2 separate regions of the Mus musculus genome follow, and region 1 is linked to region 2. A link is a loop called in an ENCODE intact Hi-C map of the cell type or tissue named here. Cell type or tissue: gastrocnemius. All regions are shown on one strand.

Evidence for each region. Hi-C counts contacts between places; a loop is a spot of excess contacts. Peaks named below come from ENCODE experiments on the same cell type or tissue, not always from the same donor. Only the 100,000 strongest peaks of a DNase experiment are listed, where the experiment ranks them.
Region 1: it touches region 2 in a loop (4-fold over the local background); 22 of 42 quality-filtered maps call a loop at or near these places.

What each region holds. Positions count from the first base shown.
Region 1 is chr6:134,862,062-134,864,561 of GRCm38, forward strand. It overlaps a transcript of Crebl2 not described here. Among named protein-coding and RNA genes, the nearest start is that of Crebl2, 33 kb to the left of the region's middle. In gastrocnemius, a CTCF peak has its summit at 1,320; DNase peaks (open chromatin) are centred at 819 and 1,319; H3K4me3 peaks cover 879 bases.
Region 2 is chr6:134,658,411-134,660,910 of GRCm38, forward strand. The region is part of intron 2 of Borcs5 (BLOC-1 related complex subunit 5); the gene reads left to right. Among named protein-coding and RNA genes, the nearest start is that of Borcs5, 19 kb to the left of the region's middle. In gastrocnemius, a CTCF peak has its summit at 1,130 (motif pointing right); a DNase peak (open chromatin) is centred at 1,147; H3K4me3 peaks cover 170 bases; H3K27ac peaks cover 442 bases.

The DNA.
Region 1 (2,500 bases), 200 kb after region 2:
GTCGACTGTTGCATGCTCCAAACCACATGATGTCCTCCGACCTCCAGGTCTGCCTCCTCAGCCTGCGTTTGGTCACCCTGGGGAGCTAAAATCCCACGTCCTTCAAGTATGAAGGCAATCCAAACTCTGTAACGTCTACTGTATAACTCAGAGCTGATGGAGTCAGTCACTAAAGCAATACCTTTGTTTTGACTTGGTTTGGTTTGGTTTTTGTTTTCCCACACACTCCTGTAGCCAATCCTGGCCTTGAATTCCTAACTCTCTTGTCTGTACCTCCCACATGCTGGGGTTATAGACATGGGTTTAGATAAGGGTTATAATAGACACACACACACACACACACACACACACACACGCGCGCGCGCCACAGCATGCATAGAGATCAGAGTTCAAACGATGGGAATCTGTTTTCTCCTTCCACCTTGTGGGTTTAGGGGACCAAACTCAGGAGCCAGGCTCAGTGTCAAGCACCCTTAAACACTGAATCATCTCACTGGACTCCAAAAACCCTCTTAAAAGAGGCTTCTGCGAAAGAATAGATAGCACTTCTTGACATGTCCACACTTGGGAAAAGTCCAGAACCTACCAGATTGTAGCAGCTCAAAAAAATTAAAGAGGGTCTGAGAGGCCTGAGGTCAGTGAGACCGGCCTGCAGTGAATTCCTTCCACACCAAGTCAAATTGTCTGTTTAACCCTGCACATGCGCACCCACTCAGGGGAAAGCGTGTATTGCCATGGAGACATCTGCATGTCCTCTGAACCTAATTATGAAAGCAGCCGAGGGGCAGGCAGGAGCTCGGTCTGTACAGAGCTCACCGAGCGTGCACCAAGTCCAAGCAACAGATGGGGTTGCTGCCAGCAATGAAAAAAATCTAGTGTGGTCACGCGTGCCTGTAATCCCAGGACTGGGGACGTACAGGCAGGAGGATCGGGGAGTTCAGAGCCAGCCCAGGATACATGAGAAGCTGACTTACAAAGAAAAAAAAAAAAAAAAAAAAAGGAACAGAAAACGGAGAGGCCACGGTAAGTGCTGTGGATTTGGCGGTCTGTTGGGGCCTTTTGAGCATGATCACATTTGTAAAATAGTTTAAAACAATATTTTGAGTAGCGATTTCGCGCCCGTAACGGGTATTATTTGCTGGGGAATTTCCTCTGATGTTTAGAAGCTTTGCGTTTGGAGCACACTGATTGATGAACCCACAGCTGAGTCTGGGTGCTCTGCAAGCTTGGCTGTGTGGTTGCTAAGAGACCAAGATTTCTCTGAATTCCAATGAGTAGCTGGGTGAAAACTCTGCCCGCTAGCCACAGCGCCGCCAAGCGGCGTCTCTCAGAACTGCGTCCGGATTCTTCAGTCTTCCCTTCCTGGTGAATTTGAACAAAGGCGGGCTGTGTGTGCATCCTTTCAAGGTCTGCGCGCAGGGAGGACGTTTTTTTTTTTCTCCAACACACGAATTGTGTCGCAGTAAGCAGGAGTGACACAGAACTGGGTACCAAATTAAAAGTAAATATTAAATAAAATATATTGGGGTCGGGGCGGGGGGGGGGACCATATAGCAGAAGAACCATATAGCAGGTGTGTGGTGAAAGAAAAACTTTGTAGAGCTGGCTCTTTCCGTTCAGGGACAGAACTCAGTCAAATTGGTGGCAAGCACCTTTACCAGCTGAGCCATCTCACCCACTTAGTTTGCCAGGAATGGTAGATCACCCTTAACTTTACTTATTGGCTTGATTTCAGTCTTGTAAAAGGTAAGAGGCTTCCTCTGCTCTGGGAAAAAAATGTAATTTAGATTAATATTTTCTAAAGATTTTTTTATTGATTATATGTAAGTGCACTGTGGCTGTCTTCAGACACTCCAGAAGAGGGAGTCAGATCTTGTTACAGATGGTTGTGAGCCACCATGTGGTTGCTGGAATTTGAACTCCAGACCTTCGGAAGAGCAGTCGGGTGCTCTTACCCACTGAGCCATCTCACCAGCCCCTAGATTAATATTTTTAAAATTTATTTTTATTTTATGTGCATTGGTGTTCTGCCTGTATATATGTCTGTGTGAGGGCGTCAGATCCCCTGGAACTGGAATTAGGCAGTTGTGAGCTGCCCGGTGGGTGCTGGGAATTGAACTCAGGACCTCTAAAAGAGCAGTCAGTGCTCTTAACCACTGAGCCATTTCTCCAAGCCTTCTAAATTAATACTTTTATTTATTTACTTTTTATGAGACATAGTCTTACTTTGTAGCCTAGGCTGGCCTGGAACTCAACTATGATAGTCCAGGCCGACCTCCAACTTAGGACAGTCTTCAACCTCCTAAGAGCTAAAGCACGAACCACCAAACCTGCCTACATCTTTCTGATTTTTAAGTCTGTGTGGGTTGGGGGAATGTTGGGGACTAACCCTAATTCTTACATATTAGACCACCACTTTGCCATTTGGCTATACCTTCCTCCTCCTCCTCCTCTTCCTCCTCCTCCTTTTTAATTTTAAGACTCGGGGCATGTTGGCATA
Region 2 (2,500 bases):
GATTTAGAACTCTGCTGTCTAAAATATTTATTCATCCATCTAGACAAATGTATTTATTCTTTTTGTTCACAGCTATCTTTAGGCTAGAGATACAAAAGCAGAACCACGGTTATGGCCCACGAAGAGTCCCTGGTGTAAAAAACAAGGGGGTGGGAGGGCCTGTCATGGCAGCACATGGTAAGGGCTCACAGATGTGGGGAACCTAAGGGAAGACAAGCTATTCTGAGACGTAAAGGTTGCCGAGAATGAGAAGAGTGTGGAAGAACCTCTGGTCATCTTGCGAGTGTGGACTGAGCACGCCTTATTCTAAATGCCTTGGGATATTAATGTTTTAGGTTTGGGGTATTTTCATAGGCTTTAGGTGTTTTGAAATCTGAAACTTCTGAGCACTGACACCGAGTTCAAAAAGTTTCACATTTTAGAGCATTTCAGGTTTTTGAAGAAAGGATGCTCAATATATAACGTCTTTGGGTAGGAGGGGGTTCAAGACAGGGTTTCTCTGTGTAGTCCTAGCTGTCTCAGAACTTGCTGTGTAGACCAGGCTGGCCTTAAACTCAGAGATCTGCCTCCTCTGCTTCTCAAGTGCTGGAAATAAAGACATGTGTGATCACTGTCTGGTGCAATCTGAAATTATTTCCAAAATGTTTAACAGGTTACCAGGTGAAACTTAAAAACTGCTGGTGGTCAGGCCCTGGCTTCAGAGTCACTTTCAGGGACTGGGATATAAGGAGTGTGTTACACTAGCATTTTAAGTGACCTTGAATGGGTGCATGGGCCATGTATTGGATAAACTAATTTGAAGATGGTAAATTTGAATTCTACTTATTGTCACAAAATTTAGATTATTCAGTAATGATTTTAGTGATGATTGCTTTGTGGAGCTAGGGGTTCCTCAGGCTTACTCAGCAAGTGCTGTAGCACAGAGCTGCTTTCGTTCCTCAGCCCCAGACGGTTTTTGTTTTTGTTTTTTTTCCTTTTTGCTTGTTTGTTTTTTAAAGGCGTGTGATTTTGGAAACTTGCTATTGGACTTTGGGTCTTTGGGATCAGTCTCAAGTCTTCAGGTTTGGAGGCCGGTATCCTAACCCTCTGAGCCATCTAAAAGTGACAACACTTTTGCCACTAGATGTCACTAGAATAAAACAGCTGGCTGCGGAAGTGTCTGTACCCTGTGCCCAGTGTTAGGAACATGGGCTCCCGAGCATCTGGATCTCCGTTTAGAACCAGGTCACAGCTCATTTCAAATGCAAGTTAGCTGGAAAGCATACATGTTCTGTGACATGACAGTCATCTGTAATTGCCTCCTTTAGTGTTTAGCAAGACAGGAAAGGAAAAAACGTCTGACCAGAGGAAACTCTAGCGTGACCTTACATTGTGTATGTAGGAAACTCTTTTCAGTTTATCACTGTGCTCAAAGAAATAATTGTGTTTATTGGAGGCATTTTAAATATCTGTCTGCTGGTGAGTGGATAAGTAAAATACCACATGTCCAGGAAATGGAATAAAAATCCTACTTAGCACTAGAAAGAAACTAGTGGATGAGCTGGAAACCACAATTGCGTGGATTCAGGAGAGCCAGCCCAAACTGGGAGACCCTGTCAGCAGGATGGGAGGAAAATAGGTTGGATGCAATGATCTAAGTAGAAATCAAGAGGTGAGAAGACCTAAGTGAAATGATCTTCATTTTGCAGGTTATCCTTGGTCCTGCCTTGAGTCTGGGTAACATTGAACCTGAGTTTCTGGTTACTGGGTGTAGATGGAGCCATTTATTTTGTTTATTGTCAGTTCTTTGATAAGTTTCATACATGTATATGATGTATTCTCTTAATTCCTCTCTGTACCCTCTCATCCCCCTCTCATCCCTATGAACCCCCACACCTTGTCTCTTTCCATGTGGTTGCTGGGAATTGAACTCAGGACCTTCAGAAGAGCAGTCAGTGCTCTTAACCACTGAGCCATCTCTCCAGCTCCCAATACTGAACTATTTCTTGTGTTTAACATCTAAAGTTATTTTGTTTTTGTTTTCTTGAGACAGGCTCTTATGTAGCCCAGGCTTACCTTGAACTCACTGTGTAGCCATCCACCTCCAAAGTGCTGGGATTTCAGACACGCACCATCATACCTCATTCTGTGTGGTGCTAGGACTCAGTCTCAGGCCTTCATGCATGCTAGACAACACTGTCTCGAATGAACCTCATCCCTGCTCAGAGGATCACAGGTTCAAGGCCAGCCTGCACTACAGAGTAAGACCTTGTCTCACCCCACTTCCAAATTTCTCTCTTCAAATACTATCTTTATCACTGTTTAATTTCAGTTTGGTTGAATAAATTTTGATTTTCTTTTTTCATTTCCCCTTTTCTGGGTGCTTCAGGGTTATGCCTTTTTATTGTCTTGTTTTTAATCTTTACTGGGGCCTTTAAACTTTTACATTAAGATTTAAGCCATGGTTATCCGAGGCTCTCAGTACACATCTCCTCCTCCTTATTTGAGATAGCCTTGTAGG